Regions from separate parts of the Homo sapiens genome. Here region 1 is linked to region 2. A link is a loop called in an ENCODE intact Hi-C map of the cell type or tissue named here. Cell type or tissue: heart left ventricle. All regions are shown on one strand. Each heading gives the region's core, and the rest is flanking DNA. Links, peaks and the distances in the headings are about the cores only. Region 1 overlaps SLC6A3 (solute carrier family 6 member 3). Region 2 holds the start of SLC6A18 (solute carrier family 6 member 18).

Region 1 (8,908 bases), core at 623-8,622, 180 kb after region 2:
TCCTCTGGCCACTCCACCAAGAGCCTGCAGGGACCTCCTCAGCCAGGGTGGGATCACACTGCAGGCCAGGGGTCTACCGGGGGCCTGGAGCAGCCACAGCTGATGCCGGCACAGGCAGCATCCAGGTGCAGCTCGGGGCTCAGTGAAGGAAGCTGGGGTCAGGGAGCCCGGCCAGGACCCACAGCCACGGGTGGCCCAGCGGCCAGAGCCCTAGAGCAGAGGCTCTGGGTGGCAGCCCCACTTCAGGCCAGCGATGAAGAAGCCATGCTTGGGACTTCAGCTGTGAGTCCTGTTCCCCCCAGGGTGAAGCAGTTCTCTGTCCTGCCCGCTGACAGAAGCAGAAGGTCCCCTCTGGAGGGAGGTGTGCTTGGGGGCTCCCAGATTCCCACAGATTAAGATCAAGCCATAAATGTAAAATAAAGACTAGAAACAGAAGACAGCAGCCCACTCTAAGTGAGTCCCCAGAAACCAGACCTCAATTTGACCCCAAAGGACCAGAGCTGTTGCAACAGATTACAGGATGGCCACATAGGGGACTCTCAGAAAAGTGACACACGCACATCACAGTGATGAGAATTTCACAAGAAACAGCAGAGCACACGCAGCTTCCAGAGATGAAGTAGAAAAGAGAATGGCTGGGCTGCAGACCAGGGGCAGGGCAGTGGAATGCGGAGCGTCCATAGCTGAGCTGTGGTTTGTTCACGTGACGGACGGTCAGGGACCAGTCACGGTAGGTGAAACGTAGCTATGGATACAAACATTTCTGACCTAGATGGAATAATAGGGATCGAATTTACCCTACTGTCCGAAACAAGCCCCAAATAAACAAAACACACGTGCCGATGACCTTCCAGACCATGGACACCAGACCGTAAGGGTCAGTGGTCCCTGAGGGAAGCCAACAAGGAGGCCCCCCTGCCACCCTGCTCGCTGCCTCGAGGGAGTTTCTAGATTGCAGCACAGGGAGGGTGCAGCCTGGTGGACTCCCTGAGCTGAGACGCTGGAAAGGAGAGCGAGGGAAACGGAGGTGGCTGCAGTTTGCAGGCCAGAGCGCCAGAGAGGAGGTGGCCACACAGAGAGAAGACCCGGGACAATGGCCCAGGACCCCTGCTGAGGGTTCAGACGAGCACATCCCGCTGTGAATGAGGAGGCTGGGGAGAGATCCGCCGACAGGACCAGAGGGAACCACCTCTGATGCCCACACAGGGCTGGGCACGGTGCCTGTTCCCCCAGCCAGGAGAATGTCATGATTCTCGGGGATCTGCATGGGGTGTGCATAAGGTCTTGCTTCAGTAGGGGTTGGTTAGGGCTACACCAAATGCTGAAGCCAAATAATACACTTTTTAGGAAGCTAGAAATATCTAGAGATGCAACAAATGAAATTGTAAGAAGGGCAAGGGAAAGATCAAGCTAGACGCAGATACAGAATGGGTGAGGGGCAGGCAGTTTCCACAGTGCCTAGTTTTCCTGCTGTGGGCTCACAAGGGTCTGTTTGTTACGGTGACAAATTAATAATTTAAAAATGGCCACATGTGGATTAATGATAAGATGCGTTACTCAACTGTGCACCTAAGATTCAAATGAAAACAAAATCTAAGTGAGGTAAGAGACCTGGAGGACCTGGGGCAAAGTGGACACACCAGAGCCTCATAATGGAAAACACAGAAAGGCAGAAGGCAATCTTTCAGTGTGTGGCTGCAAAATTCACAGAATGACAAGATTTGTGAATCCACAGATCTGGCCACAAAACATATCCAGAGAGGAAAAATAAAAAGAAACCAAATTAACGGTGGTGGGTGCCTGCAGTCCCAGCTACTCGGGAGGCTGAGGCAGGAGAATGGCGCGAACCCGGGAGGCGGAGCTTGCAGTGAGCCGAGATTGCGCCACTGCACTCCAGCCTGGGCTACAGAGCGAGACTCCGTCTCAAAACAAACAAACAAACAAACAAACAAACAAAAAAGAAACCCAGGTCCCGACACTCCGCAGTGAACCCGAGACACCGAAAGCAGAAGAAACTCGGCCGAGTGCAGGGGTGAGGACAGAGCCCACCACAGAGCAGGCTCACAGGCCACACATCTCAGCACAGCCACGGAACACTGCTGCCTCCAAAACGCAGAGATAGTCCCTGTCAGCCTAGAGCCCTGAGCCCACAACAGTGCTTTCGTGAATGAGAGCAGCATAAAGATGTTCCCACACACCAATAGTGAGGGAGGTTAGCAAGAGACCTCCTCAAAGGAATGTCTGAAGGATGCTTTTTGAAAAGCAAGAAAATGGTCCTAGAAGAAAAGAAGTCTATAACAAAAGTATGGGAACCAACAAACACCAAGCATGCACATTAGTCCAAGGAACATGATGAGTCCGTACAAAATAATAACAGGAACAAGAACAATGACAGTGTCTAATTTGTGGGTTAAAAAGAGAGAAATAGATTTGAACAATCATAGCATGTTCATCAGTAGGAGGAAGATTTAAGTCCTTATAATGGGATGGGGTTAAAATATGGTTTCTCTGTAGAGTTTAAGTGAAATATGTATGGTACAACCTCAAGAGTAGCTATTAAAGGAATAGAATAAGTCCGGGCACAGTGGCTTACGGCTGTAATCCCAGCACTCTGGGAGGCAGAGGTGGGCAGATCACTTGAGATCAGGAGTTCGAGACCAGCCTGGCCAACATGGTCAAACCCTGTCTCTACTAAAAACACAAAAATTATCCAGGTGTGGTGCTGGGCACCTGTAATCCCAGCCACTTGAGAGGCTGAGGCAGGACAATTGCTTGAACCTGGGAGGTGGAGGTTGCAGTGAGCAGAGATCATGCCACTGCACTCCAGCCTGGGTGACAGAGCAAGACTCCACCTCAAAAAAAAAAAAAAAAAGAATAAAGTATGTAAGTTCTAAGCAAGTAGAGAGAAATAAACGGAATAATAAAAATGAGTGAACCAAGAAAAATCAATCTATAAAAAGGCAATAAAGGAGAAAAACACTAAAAATGGGACAAATGGAATAGAAAGATAGTAGAATCAAGTTCAAATATATCAATAATCACAACAAATGTAAATGGATTAACCTGTCCAACTGTCAGCGTAAAAAATTCTAGGTGTATGCTGGGTTTGCAAAAGACACTTAAATCTTAAGGTTACTGCAAAGTTGAAAGTTAACAGATTGCAAAAGATATTTCAGGCAAACTCAAAAGACACCTTGGTGCAACTATATTTGTCCCAGACAAGTCAGACTTTAAGACCAAAAGCATCATTAGGGAGTGAAGATGGGTTCATGTCACCAGGAAGAGATGATCATTCTGGACATGGATCAACCTCAGAAAACAGCCTCAGACTACAGAGAGCAAAACCTGATAGAACTGAGGGGAACAGCAAACAAATATACTATCGAGGAAGAATATGCCACAGGCATCTCTCAATTACTCATGGTCAAGCACCCCTAAAGTTGACAAAGTGTAGACAATGTGGGTAACATAATATATAACCCTACTCAAATGGACAGAAGCAGAACTGTGTATTGACAATTAGAGAATAGCACATTCATCTAAAAGATGTGCAACGTTTATCAAAGTTGATCAGGTATAAGGCCCTAAAGAAGTCTCAATACATTTTAAATAATAGGTATCATATGTGTTTGAGAACAATGAAATTAATTTGGAAATTAAAAACAAAAAGATGAGTAAAACATCCCCATATATTTGGCAATTTAAAAGCAGACTTTTAAGCAAGTTATGAGTTGACAAAGTCACAATGGAAATTAAAATATACTTAGAACTAAAAGATAAAGAAAAATACTATGAAAAAAATACGGAATGTAGCACATGGAGTATTTTGAGGGAAATTCATAGCCTTGAGTGCTTACATTAGAAAAGAACGAAGGATGCAAATTAATAACCTAAAGTCCAAATTAAAAAGTTAGCAAAACTACAACAGAGTAGATCCAAGAAAAAGAGAGGAAGAAATGATAAATACAGGAGCTGAGATTAATGTGACAGGAAGCACAGCAAGAATCTCACATGAAGTCAAAGTTGGATATTTGAGAAGACTAGCAAGATCCTGTACAAAGTGTAAGACCCCCAGGTATAGGACTCTCAGAGGAGAGAGGCTCTGGTGGAGCAGGACCGGAGGCCCAGTGGGGAGGGGCTGGCATCCTCTGGATGGATGGGATGGGATGCCTGGACACGCCTCCTGTGTTTGGAGCAGGCAAGTCACTGGGAGGACAGAGGAAAGGGTGCCAACGGAGGGAGGCAGAGCCCACACCAGAACCTGACTTGCAGGTAGGAGGAACAAGCTGTGCAGATGTGTGCTCAGAGGCGGCTTCTCCCCACTGCCTCCCGGCCTGTTCCCTGCTCAGCGTCTTGTTCTGCCTGACGTCACCACCCACCTCCCAGGCACGCAGAGCCCCCTCCCTCTGCCTGTATCCTTGCTCCTGCCCCATGTGCAGGTCCATGCTGGGCTCCTCAGGCATGAGCTCATGAGACCCCTGCTGGGAGGACTGTTTACGAGAACCAGCCACAGAGAGGTGGCCAGAGGGAAGAGGCAGGTCCGAGGTGGGGCCGCGGTGCCCTCCACACTATGGCCTTCTCTCCCTTTTGCTGTGCATTGGACTCTGCTGTCGGCATTAGGCTGACATTAGTGTATGGAATCAGGTCGGGGCTGAGGCCACTCTGGGGTGGAGGAGGACAGTGCCACAGGCCCAGGGCACAGCCCAGGCTCCTCTCCTGCTGGCCAGCTCTGTGATCTTGGGCACATTCCGGGGCCTCTCTGGGTCTCAGGGACCCTGGTGTAGAGAGAGTGCTGGGCTGCCTCTTAGGGTTGTGGGAGTAAAAACACGTCAAGTGTTTACTGTGTGCCCCCGGGAATGCACCTGCTCCACGGCATGTCATGAACATGTTCGCACACAGCTGGATGGCTCCCAGGGTGCAGGAAACACCTGGCGTGACCATCCTCTCACTCGAAGCCAGCCCCAGGCTCCCAGGCCTCTCCCAGCCCCTCCAGGGCTCCCTGTGGCTTCCCATGGCCAGGCCCAGGCCTCCCCTCCTGGCACTGTCCCTTGTGCCCCCGTGAGGCGGGGGGTGGTGGTCCCTTGCTGGTCCTTAACCTGGCTCAGCTGGCCCCACAGGGCACTGCTCCCGTGGTCTGGGACATGCCCAGGTCTTTGCAGGGACCATGCTTTCCTCAGGCGTCTGTGCAGCCGCACCTCCCAGGGCCCCTGCGTCATGTGCCCCCCGTCCCGGGCACACGTCTCCACTGTCACCTGCCACCACTGGCTGCCTGTCCTCATAGAGCACATGCTGGCTGAGTAAATGAGCACCATCTACACCAGCCTCGGAGCCCCCTGGGGGCTAAGAACACTGAGCTTGGGATCATTCTGAATTCCCCCGAGAGAGGCCCAGCAGGGACCTCGACCTCACCGTGAACTGGCGCACCTCCCCTCTGTCCACCAGCTCACGGTCCTTCTCGGGTGCAATGGCGTAGGCCAGTTTCTGAAAGAGAAAGAGAGTGCAGGGGTCAGTGCAGACCAGTACCCACTGCCAGCACCCACCACTGACTCACACTGCCAGGACCCTCACCTACCAGCACCCTCACCACCAGCCCTCCTCACCTGCCAATGCCCACCCGCTGGCATCCATATCACCAGCGCCCACCACTGACTTACACTGCCAGTGCCCATGCCGACCAGACAGCCAGTCAGGCCCGAAGCCAACATCCTGACGGTCCCCTTAAAGTCTAGCGCAGAGCAGAACATCAGCATTTGAGCACTCGCTTGAAAATAAAACGTGGTCCTGGAGATGGCTCTTGAGTCTAAGCTACCACGTGTGCTGGGCTCTGAGTAAGAAAGTGCCCACACCCAGGTGGGCTGCCTCGGGGCCACCTGCAGCTGACATATTCCGGGAGCACTTGCTTTTTGTCACCTGCAGCTCTTGGGAGAGTGAACGCTGAACGTGCCTTCCTTCCACTGCCCGCTGCGGCAGCTCCTGGGGCCTGGACAGCACCAAGTCCTCCCAGAGCAGGCAGCATCTTCAGGAGCTCACCCTCTCGGGCCTGGATGCCTGTATCTGGATCTCTGAGGCCAGGTGACCTCTCACAGGGACCCCTGTGCGTGGCCCCACCCCACGTCATCACCACAATTCCACTTGTACCTGGCTCAGCTGCTGAGGTTTTACTTGGCTTACGTTCAGAGTTTGGCCATGCGAGGGGTAAGGGCGCTGGCTGTTCAGGTCCGCCGGGCTGTAGGCATCCTCCAGCTCTGCGCTGACCTGGGCCCCGCCTCCCACGTCCATCCAGCCTCCCAGAGGAGCTCTCTCCCTGCAGAGACTGCCCGGCTGCCTGCTCTTCCCCTGTGCTGGGTCCTGGCAGGTCAGCCCGTGGGGGTCTGAGAGGGACTGTCCACAGCAGGGTGCCATCAGCTTTCCTGGGGCCATGGCAGCCCCAGAGCTCCTCCCACTCCACAGAAGCCCCCAGCCACACACTGTGCTTTGCCTGCACTGGGCCTTGGCCTGGCCAGGCTGCTGGAGAGACTGGCTCAGTGCCAGCCTGAGAGCATCTGCCACATGTCTGAGCCCAGGGGACACCGTGTGGCCCTAAGGTGGAATCCTTGAACACAGCTGGTGCTGCTCTGGGGTTTTGATGCCCAGGGCCAAGCGACTTCTTTCTGAGAAAGGCTGGGATTTGAGGAAGCAGCTTCCGGGAGTTCCCAGTGGTGGGATCTCAGGTGAGGGCGACCCTCTTCCAAGGAGGGAGTGTCCTTGTCTCTTCCTGGAACCACAGAGCCAGGGTGTTAAACAGGGCCCTGTGACTGGTCCACCTGCCTTTCTTCTACACAAAGGCGGCAAAACCAAGCAGAAGAAAGGAGATGCATATCAGTGACTCCGCAAAGCTTCCTCCACTGCCTGGGGCTCCAGCTGCCCCTGTTCAGCCAAAGTTGGGCTCGGCCCTGGGGGGACCTAGATCACCCCTGATTCTACCGCCCTCAGATGGCTTCTGTGTCCACCACACCACATACCATAGTGTGTAGGCATGCATGCACTCAGTACACACAAACACTTGGACACGAATGTGAGCACAGACCCAGGCCCACACACACGTGCACACGGAGACAGCACATACAGACACAGAGATACAGTGGATGTACACACAGGCACAAGCACACACAGACACATGCACACACAGACACACACAGACATGTGGACATACTTAAAGACACACACATGAATACACATATGGACGCACACCCATGGGCCCGGGCGTGCAGGTGGACACACACACGCACACACACACACAGTGTTGTGGTGGCCACCTCCAGTCTCCTCCTCTTGGTCACAGATGACCCAGGCAGGTGAGGACTGGGGCCATGGACACCCACGGAGCCTTTCTGGTGGCCTCACACTCGGGTGAAGGCGCCCCGTCCAAATACCCACCTCTCGAAAGGACCCAGGCAGGCTGCAGAACTTGTAGGCCGCATAGATGGGCACCATGGCCATGGAGGATGTGGCGATGACCCAGCCCAGCGCGTTGGCCCAGTCGGGGAAGATGTAGGCTCCGTAGTGGGGGGGTCTGAAGGTCACAATGCTGACCACGACCACGAACTGCAACCAGCAGATACGGAGGTCAGGCAGCTCTCAGCCGGCGGTGCCAGGACAAAGCAGGGAGCGGGCAGGCACTTCATGGCAGAGCGTCTCTCAGCCCCCACAGCTGTGCAGGTGCAGACCCCGGCCAGGCCTGCAGACATGGCAGCTGGGCATCCCGGGCAAGCCATGTCCTCCTGAAGCATGATCTAGCCTGTCCTGTCCTATCCTGTTCTCTCCCCTCCCCTCCCCTCCCATCCCATCCTGTTCCATCACCTCTCCTCCCCTCCCCTCCCATCCTGTTCTGTCCCCTCCCCTCCCCTCCCATCCTGTTCCATCCCCTCTCCTCCCTTCCCCTCCCATCCCATCCTGTTCTATCCCCTCTCCACCCCTCCCCTCCCATCCCATCCCATCATGTTCTATTCCATCCCATCCTGTTCTATTACATCACATCCGGCTCTATCCCATCCCATCTCATCCCATCCCATCCCTTCCTGCTGTATCCCACCTTGTTCTATTCCTTGCTTGAAATCACAACAAAAACAAAACTGACCACCACCCAGTACACTGAATCTATGATCATCCATGGCCTGAAGACACAACTGTGACCCATGCGGGACCACCCTAGGGCCATCTGAGCTCCGTATCTCTACTCATTCTAGAAGCAAATCTGATAAAGTCACAGACCTGTCTCAGAACCACCACCACAAAGGTAACAGAGGGTGGGGTGGATGCCACTTGGAGGGGAAGCTTCCCACTCTCCAGAGGCTTCTCCTGAGGCAGCTCATGCATTTGTTCATCCACTCCACAAACATGCACCACCATCTAAAAAGATCCTCCATGTGCCTACATATGCACCTCACACCTGAATGTGTTCTGTGCACCCACATGTGTACTGCACGCCTACATATGTGTTCTGTGTACCTGGGTCCTTCCCAAGGACACAAGTGAAGCTCTGATAGATATGGTTTATGATGTAGCTTAAAATGCAATTTTTTCCCAATTGTCCACTTTTCCTCAATTTCAGAAAAGTTAAAACATCCAAGCCTTCCACCTGAAAAGCATGTTGGACGCGTGTCTCATGCCAGTCTCAGCATCTTCTTCATGCGCTACTTCGGGCCACTTGTAGGTTTGGAGCCGGCTAGCGGAGGACTGGGATGGGGGCTGGGGTTGTGTCTGTCACGTGACCAGAGCCAGGGTGAGCAGCACTTTGGCGAGCAAAGCCAGTGGCCTGCAGCATCTGGGATCAGGGGCGGCTGCCTTGGCTGCACAGAGAGCCCTGAGCATGCTTTAAAGAGCCACGCGTGCATCCCTGGACATGTCGGGCTTGCCTATCTGACATGGA
Region 2 (8,908 bases), core at 274-8,273:
TACGTGTGCAGTCGGGAGGGGTCCCCATGGCAATGGTGCCACCTGTGGGATGGCAGCCCCCGGCTGTGTGAACAGCTCTGTCCCCGGCCGTGCGTGCAGCCCCCGGGCGTGTGAACAGCTCTGTCCCCGGCCGTGCGTGCAGCCCCCAGGCGTGTGAACAGCTCTGTCCCCGGCCGTGTGTGCAGCCCCCGGGCGTGTGAACAGCTCTGTCCCCGGCCGTGCGTGCAGCCGCCGGGCATGTGAGCAGCTCTGTCCCCGGCAGTGTGTGCAGCCCCCGGGTGTGTGAACAGCTCTGTCCCTGGCCATATGTGCAGCCCCCAGTTGTGTGAACAGCTCTGTCCCTGGCCGTGCGTGCAGCCCCTGGGCGTGTGAGCAGCTCTGTCCCCCGGCCTGCAGGCCTCATCTGCCTGGGGACATTCCTCATTGGCTTCATCTTCACGCTGAACTCCGGCCAGTACTGGCTCTCCCTGCTGGACAGCTATGCCGGCTCCATTCCCCTGCTCATCATCGCCTTCTGCGAGATGTTCTCTGTGGTCTACGTGTACGGTGTGGACAGGTAGGGGCCACGGTGGGGACAGGTGCCTCTAATGCAGAAAAGCCAGGTCACAGGGCGTTCCTGTGAGGGAGGACCCGGGCTGTGTTCAGGGTACGGAGGGAGAGTCTATGACTCGGGGCCTCGGCCGGCCACAGAGGCTGGTGTAGACCTGTCCTGGCGGGAGCAGAGGGCATCAGCAGGGCCCTGGCATGCCGATAATGGGAGCTTTGTGTTGCTGGGAGCCGGGAAGCCCAGTGGAGCCCAGACCTTGGCGGTGCCCACGCAGAGAGCCAGAGCTCGAGGCCACTGCAGGGCCCACGGCCGGGGATGCTCCTTGTGTGTGTGTGTGTGCAGGGGGGTGGGGAGTGCCTTATTTCCCTGATGCTCCAGGCCTTTTTAGGGCAGAGAGACTCCAGCAGTGTGGTAGAGCCTCAGACAGGGACTCTTGGTTGGAGCCACCACAACTTTAGAAATAATCAGACAAGGCCGGGCACGGTGGCTCATGACTGTCATCCCAGCACTTTGGGAGGCCAAGGTGGGCAAATCACTTGAAGTCAGCAGTTTGAGACCAGCCTGGCCAACGCGATGAAACGCCGTCTCTACTAATAATACAAAAATTAGCCAGGCATGGTGGTGCATGCCTGTAATCCCAGCTACTCGGGAGGCTGAGGCAGGAGAATCGCTTGAACCTGGGAGGTGTAGGTTGCAGTGAGGGGAGATCATACCACTGCAATCCAGCCTGGGTGACAAAATGAGGCTCCATCTCAAAAAAAAAAAAAAAAAAGAGGAAGAAAAGAAATAATTGGACAGACTCAGTTAACATTGAGCAGGCACAGCCCTGCAGGCTCCCGGCTTGGGAAAACCCCAGCAGTGGGGTTTGCAGGACGCAAGGGCAGTAAGCCCTTGCCGGGTGTGAGGTGCATGCATAACCACCTAAATGTGGAGCACGTGAGACCAGCTCCTCCTCACACGCTTCTGCGGGGACCATGGGTACCCACCTGGACACTGCAGGCCTGGGACCGGCTTGGGTGTAACCTTCTGCCTGCTCCATCCTGATTTATGCAGACGATAAACTCCTTTGCGCAGAAGAGGGTTCAGCAGAGGATGGGAATTGAGCCGTAGGGTGGGGAAGGTGTGGGGTTTTCTGACTTCAGGGTGCTGCTAAGGAAGGAGAGGCTGGGGGTGTCTGGCGGCGCTCCCTCCTCCAACCCCCCATTCTGCACCAGTGACCACCTCAGACGTGGGTGAGGGCGGGGCACCTCTGACCATGGGCAAGCCGTCGAGCACTGGCTGGTGGCATCGTAGGGCAGAGGCAGCTGCTGGCCGTGCCCACAGAGGGGTCTGCTTGAGGAGGCACCCATGACCAGGAGGGAGGGATCGGGCCCTGGCAAGGGGAGGCCGGGCACCTCGCAGCACACCATCTGTTCGGGTAGCAGAACGTACAGAAAGCTTAGCGAGTTGAAGCCCAGCTGGTAGCAGCAGTGACAGCTGTCTCTGGCCTTGGCAGGTTCAATAAGGACATCGAGTTCATGATCGGCCACAAGCCCAACATCTTCTGGCAAGTCACGTGGCGCGTGGTCAGCCCCCTGCTCATGCTGATCATCTTCCTCTTCTTCTTCGTGGTAGAGGTCAGTCAGGAGCTGACCTACAGCATCTGGGACCCTGGCTACGTAAGTGTCCAGGCAGTCGCCTGGGGTGGGGAGAGGAATGGGGAAGGGGAAAGGAGGACACTCATCCACACACATGGCGCATGCACACACAATACACACACCCACACACATGGGCACACACACTCACACTCAGGTGCAGTCCAGCCACCACCCCACGCATCTTGCTGGTTCCCCCCTCCCTGACACCAATGTGTCACACCATCCCAGGAGGGAGGTGGGTGGGCTGGGAGTTGGGAGGTAGGGGAAAGGGGAAGCTGGAGGAGCCCCAGGCCACCCTGCCTGCCCCACAGGACAGGAGGTGAGAGTCATGGGGTGAGGGGCCTTTGCCTCAAAGTGAACCCCACTGGCTCCCGGGATGCCTACTCACCCATGGGGCTCTCTCCCCAGGAGGAATTTCCCAAATCCCAGAAGATCTCCTACCCGAACTGGGTGTATGTGGTGGTGGTGATTGTGGCTGGAGTGCCCTCCCTCACCATCCCTGGCTATGCCATCTACAAGCTCATCAGGAACCACTGCCAGAAGCCAGGGGACCATCAGGGGCTGGTGAGCACACTGTCCACAGCCTCCATGAACGGGGACCTGAAGTACTGAGAAGGCCCATCCCACGGCGTGCCATACACTGGTGTCAGGGAAGGAGGAACCAGCAAGACCTGTGGGGTGGGGGCCGGGCTGCACCTGCATGTGTGTAAGCGTGAGTGTATGCTCGTGTGTGAGTGTGTGTATTGTACACGCATGTGCCATGTGTGCAGATATGTATCGTGTGTGCATGTACATGCATGGGCACTGTGTGAGTGTGCACGTGTATGCACACATATACATGTGTGTGGGTGTGTGTATTGTATGTGCATGTGCCATGTGTGCAGATGTGTCATGTTGTGTGTGTGCATGTACATGTATGGACATTGTGTGAGTGTGCAAGTGTGCATGCATATACATGTGTGCGATATTTGCTGCCCGTGTGTGTGCATGTATATATAGACATACATGCCTATGTTGTGTGTGGTGTGCATATGTGTGAACACACACGTGTATACATGCATGCACATGTGCTCGTACAATGGGTGTCCACATGCACGTGTATATGTATATCTGTGAGTGTATATACATGCATGCAATTGTGTGTATGTGTGTTCTGTGTGTGCGTTTGCAAGTATATATGCACATGTGTATATGTACATGTATGCCTGTGTGACGTGTGTATATGTGAGCATGTGTACGTGTGTGTATACGTGTGTTGTGTATATGTGTGTGTCTGTACCTGTTTGTGTATATGTGTGTGATGTGTGCTCGTGTGTGTGCATATTCAGGCAGGTGTGCATTTGTGCATGCCAGTGTGTATGTATGTGCGCATATGGACACGCATGGACACGCATATGGACACATATGGACACACATATGGACACGTGTGGATATGTGTGCGTACACGTCGCTGGGACACATGCCTGCCACTCGGGGCCCAGCTGCCCTCTGTGTTTGTCCTTGCCACAGTCACGGGGTGCATGTGCAGAGGGGAGCAGACCACTGGGGACGTGCTGTGCCCTGCACGTGCCCGGGGGAAGCGGAAGCTGCAGCTGGGGTGGGGGCAGCACCTCTATGCTTCATCTCTGTGGGTGGCAGGAGACAAAAGCACAGGGTACTATCTTGGCTCCTGGGAGCGACTCTTGCTACCCACCCCCACCCATCCCCTTCCCCTTGGTGTTGACCTTTGACCTGGGGGTTCCCAGAGCCCTGTAGCCCTCGACCCGGAGCAGCCTCTCGGAAGCCGGAGTGGGCAGTTGCTGGCGATTCTGAGAAAACTTGGCCGCATCCACCGGGGCCCTGCCTCCAGTCGGCCGCTGCCGAGTCTCTGCGTTCTGGCCGCTTCCCGGCTTAATGAATGCCAGCCATTTAATCATTGCTCCTGCCACCACAAATAGATGAGCAGTTAAATAAAACTCAACTTGGCATAATTCAAGGCAAATACCACTCTGTGCATTTTCTTAAGAGGACATGAGCTGTGTGAATTTTTAGCCAGCCTTTGGAAAAGATGGGTTACAGGGTAACTCAACCCTGGCTGCCATCCTTGGGCACTGTGTGTGTCCAGGGCACCTTGGAGGACCGTGCAGCCCCCAGAAGCTTCCAGCTCCCGCACCACTCAGTGAAGCCCAGCCTGGCGCCTGCCCTGCCCCCGTCACGGGATGGGCCCCCATTGGGGTTCAACATTCCATCGCAGCCAAAGGCAGTCGGCACTTGGGACATCTGCTTCCACGGACAGGTCACCTCCGCTTTGCACGGAAGAATCTGGATGCTTACATTAAACTGGTGTTCTGAGAGTTCCTACGGACAGGTCACCTCCGCTTTGCATGGAAGAATCTGGATGCTTACATTAAACTGGTGTTCTGAGAGTTCCTACGGACAGGTCACCTCTGCTTTCCATAGAAGAATCTGGACGCTTACATTAAACTGATGTTCTGAGAATTCCTACAGGCAGGACTGAAAGCCTGGTGTGTGCCAGTATGATGTTCCACCCACAGAAACCTGGTCACAATCGTCCCTTCCAGCACCCCATCCAGCAGTGACTGCACACACTGAGTCCCCTACCAGCCCCTTTCACCCTGCTGACTGTCACTGGGCCCTGGGATGCGCAAGACTCCACAGCAGCAGAGGTGGGGGGACATATCACAGCCTCTGCCCCCGGCTGTGATGCCACCGAGGGGCTCGCCTGCTGATGGCTTCAACAGGGTCTCACCTCATCTTTTCCTGCTCTTTGGCCCTGGATCGAGAAAATTTCCATCAGTGCCCCATTAATATGCTGCCCTGTGGCATCTGCCCAGGAGGCCCTGCCAGGCGTGCACAGGTGTGCATTGGTGTACCCTGGCATGCACAGGTGTGCACTGATGTGCCCTGGCATCCATTGGTGTACCCTGGTGTGCCTGCCATAGGACCCTGGGCGGGAGCTCCCATCTCATCTACATCTCCTGATTCATGCGTTGTTTCATAGGTTTCAATGTCTCTGTAAATGTGGTAGAAATGCAGGCTTTATGGGCATAAAGTGTACATTTCTAAATAAATCCCTTCTATTGAGTATGCTCACCCTAGAAGTTACTGTTGTCCAGACGTAGAGGGATGAGTGAGCCAGTGACCTCAGACGGGATGGTGGGGACGGCAGGTCCAGCTCCTGCCTCCTCCTGGGGGGTCTGGCTTTGGGGGCTTGCTCCGAAGAGGCCATGGCCCAGGCCTGTGGCCTCACAATGGGGACCAACCAGCTCTTCTCATCTTCTTCCCTCACACTTCCTCTCACTCAAATAAGAACCTTCCAAAAATGTGTCCACCTGGGCCCCTGCCCTGGGACTCATGGATTTGGAGTTGTGGCCACACGGTTGAGGGGTGCAGTGTCCAGTGGAATGGGGCAATTGCGGGCCTGGGGGCCCTTGGCCTGTCCGTGGCGGGAGCATCTGCAAGGAGGAGCCCCAGAGTCCAGGGAGCACTGTGGGGAGCTCCTTAGAGCTGAACTCACCCGGCGTCAACTCATCAACCCTCCACCCATGGACAGGGGTGCCCCCAGCACAGGAGAGGACTCAGCCCTCTGCCCCCACGCACGGTGGGTGCCTGTCACCCTGTCCTGCCCAGCGGCCCGAGGGCAGCAGTGGGTGTGAGGGCAGCCCCCGGCCTCCCAAGAGCAGCTGAGAGGATCCCTGCGGGAATCCGGGCTTCGGGTGCATGCGATCTGATCTGAGTTGTTTCTGACAGTGACAGAGTGACAATCTATAAGTATCTCAAGATCAAATGGTTAAATAAAACATAAGAAATTTAAAACGATTAAAATATGCCTCAGTCTTGGGAATCCTGGTGTCTGCAACAAAAAAACTTGAGGCTGTCCTTGCAAACGGTCCTCATGGTGCTGGGGGTGGTGCCAGGCCCGGCGTTTGCCTGGAACACAGAGCATGCGAGAAGGAGCAGAGGACGTGGGTGCCAGGGAAGGACCCTGGCGTCAGAGCCAGGGCCTGGACCTGAGTTACCCATTAACGGCACTCCACTGGTTTTCCTTTAAAGAAATGAATAAATACAACTGCAGTGGGGCTGCTTGTGGTTTCCAAACGTCGGCAGAGGCTGGAGACGGCTCTCTAGTGCTGGGTGTGGAGTGAGGCACCACCCTTGCCCTGAAGCCTGGGGCACTCAGTCACCATGGCTCATGCCCCAGAACCGGACCCGGCCGCCTGCGACCTCGGGGATGAGAGGCCCAAGTGGGACAACAAGGCCCAGTACCTCCTGAGCTGCACTGGGTTTGCCGTGGGACTGGGGAACATTTGGCGGTTCCCATACCTGTGCCAGACCTATGGAGGAGGTAAGCACCCACCTGCGTCCTGGGGCAGACCCCTAAGCAGGGGAGGCCGTCTCCACCCTGACCTGCCAGGCGCCTGCCACGCATCCCCAGTGCTTGGGCAGAGTCACTCCTCCTGGAAACCAGGGTGCACCATTGCCCACGGCAGAGTCAGTCCCCTCAGGGCCCACCTGCAGTCTTCTGGGACCTCAGGGCAGCTTCACCACTGCCCACAGCACGGAGGATCCAGTCCCCTCGGGGTCCACTATGGTCTTCCGGGACCTCAGGGCAGCTTCCTGCCAGGCGTCAGGTTGAATGGGCCGCCCTGCCCGACACACACACCCTACAAACAGTGAGCGCTCTTCCATCTGAATGTCGTCAGTTCTTTAAAGAACACACAATCCGCTCTGGGTTTCCTCACCACAGCCTTGGTGTGTCCAGACATGTGCTCAGGTGCCCTTCTCCGAGGTTCTTTGCAGGAATTTGGGGGCCCACCCCTCGCCTCCCTGGCTTTGGTTCTCTGGGAGAGCCCTGTGGGGGGTGCCAGGATGTTCAGAACTGTCTGGGTGACTTTAGTGACCTTGGACTCACCACCCCCAGAAGTGCATTGGTGACTGAAATAGGCTCCCACGCACCTCGAGCCTCCCCTCACCCTGTGCCTGCTTCTCTTCATGCAGGGGTCACACTCTGCTCTCCATGTGGCGACACAGGATGTAGGGACAGGCATGAATCACTGCTCTCAGGGAGCCGACGTACAACATCACGCATGGACACCCAGGTCTTCCCCAGGCAACACGGGCAGGGGCTTCCCAGGCCGCAGGGTCCTCCTCAGGCCAGGCCGGGCTGCTTGGTCAGCCTGTTCCCCGGGCCCTCAGCTCCTTCCCTGAGAGCCCCGCACAACTATCCCTTGTTATAAGGTTACTCCTTTAAAGTGTTTTTCCTCCTGCTTAAGAAAAGATTCTCAACAGGCAGAAAATGCAGGAAATGCGCACAAATGGAAAAAACAAAAAGAAACACCCGTCACTGCCACCCTCGGGGCACTGGGGTCTCTTTGGGGCTTTGGGGCTGGAGAGGGTGCATTGGGCCTTGGATCTTCTCATCATGAGAGTCCCTTTGAAGGCATTTCTGAAAGCACCAAAGCCCAAGGGCAGAGGCGTCCCTGGCTCCCGGGGCCCTCGCTGCCTGTGCTGCGGCTCGATCTGCTAAGAGTCACCAGAGCATGCAAGGTTGTGGGGGCAGCAGGCTTCACGCAGAGCTGGAAATGCCGGCCAACGCTTTACCCACCAACGCCTTGTTCGCCAATGCCTTGCCCACCGATGCCTTTCCTGCTGATGCCTTGCCCAACGCCTTGCCCACCGACGCCTTGCCCACCGATGCCTTGCCCACCGATGCCTTGCCCGCCGACGCGCCCAACGCCTTGCCCGCCGACGCCTTGCCCGCCGACACCTTGCCCGCCGACCCCTTGCCCGCCGACGCCTTGCCCGCCGACGCCTTGCCCGCCGACGCCTTGCCCGTCGATGCCTTGCCCGCCGATGACTTGCCCGCCGATGCCTTGCCCGCCGATGCCTTGCCCACCGAAACCCAGTTACCATTGCTAAGCGCCTGCAGTGTACTGGAAGTGTCTGGCACTAGCCTCCCTTAAACTCAGCTGCTCCACGCTGGGGCAAAGCTGGGGAGGCCCCCACCTGGGGTGCTGCTGAGGAGGGAGAACAGCCCTGCCCGCCAGCTGCGCGGGGACTTCAGGGCTGCTCCACTCATGAACGACTCTACCATCAATCTCCTGATGCAAGCCACCGGGTTGCATGTCATGAAACATCCAAGTTTATTTAACTCACACACTTCCTAAGGGCCGTGCCATCAGCATTCTCACCCTGTGTGTGAACATGCCCTTCACTTTGTCTCGCTGTGAGGATCACTCATTGATGATTTTGAAAACAAGATATAATTAAGAAGCAGGTACTGTGTAGCTTTTAACATTTGCATATACTCATGACTACCAAAGGCGAATATTATTTGCTCTCCCATTCATAAGTATTCAACTACATAAATGTTCTCTTCAAAGCTAAGACTTGTAAAGCAACATTGTAACAGAATGTAGCAAAACGTTGCGGTAAAGATTTACAGTGATTTTCTCACACCTATGACATTTCATGGCAGCTGCTTTATTACACATTCAGCGTCTTTAAATCAAAGGAACGTAGACTCGTAAATGCCAAGCGATGGGTTCAGGCCAGCTGCCCGGGACACTCTAACACTTGCTGTGGTTTAAGGTTTCAACCCAGGAAGCTTTTATGACTAAGCTGGTGGCCCTGGGCTGGCTGTGTCCACACACGTGAGGTCACTCATCAAGCGCGCCCCCTCCCCGCTACTTCCTGCCTCCGGTGTTCAACCGACTTCTGTATC

What was found. A loop is a pair of places that touch in the nucleus more often than their neighbours do. Peaks named below come from ENCODE experiments on the same cell type or tissue, not always from the same donor. Only the 100,000 strongest peaks of a DNase experiment are listed, where the experiment ranks them.
Region 1: it touches region 2 in a loop (6-fold over the local background); 1 of 110 quality-filtered maps calls a loop at or near these places.

Annotation. Positions count from the first base shown.
Region 1 is chr5:1,395,506-1,404,413 of GRCh38, forward strand. SLC6A3 (solute carrier family 6 member 3) reads right to left here. Exons shown (of 15, transcript NM_001044.5): 13 at 7,417-7,584; 14 at 5,410-5,481. Among named protein-coding and RNA genes, the nearest start is that of LINC01511, 20 kb to the left of the region's middle. In heart left ventricle, for the core only: no CTCF peak of the experiment used is centred there; a DNase peak (open chromatin) is centred at 5,046; H3K27me3 peaks cover 319 bases.
Region 2 is chr5:1,219,109-1,228,016 of GRCh38, forward strand. It overlaps SLC6A19 (solute carrier family 6 member 19), which reads left to right. Exons shown (of 12, transcript NM_001003841.3): 10 at 397-556; 11 at 2,043-2,205; 12 at 2,593-6,003. The coding sequence ends at 2,796. SLC6A18 (solute carrier family 6 member 18) reads left to right here and starts at 6,273. Exons shown (of 12, transcript NM_182632.3): 1 at 6,273-6,529. The coding sequence starts at 6,370. RefSeq lists an enhancer at 6,667-7,209. In heart left ventricle, for the core only: no CTCF peak of the experiment used is centred there; no DNase peak of the experiment used is centred there.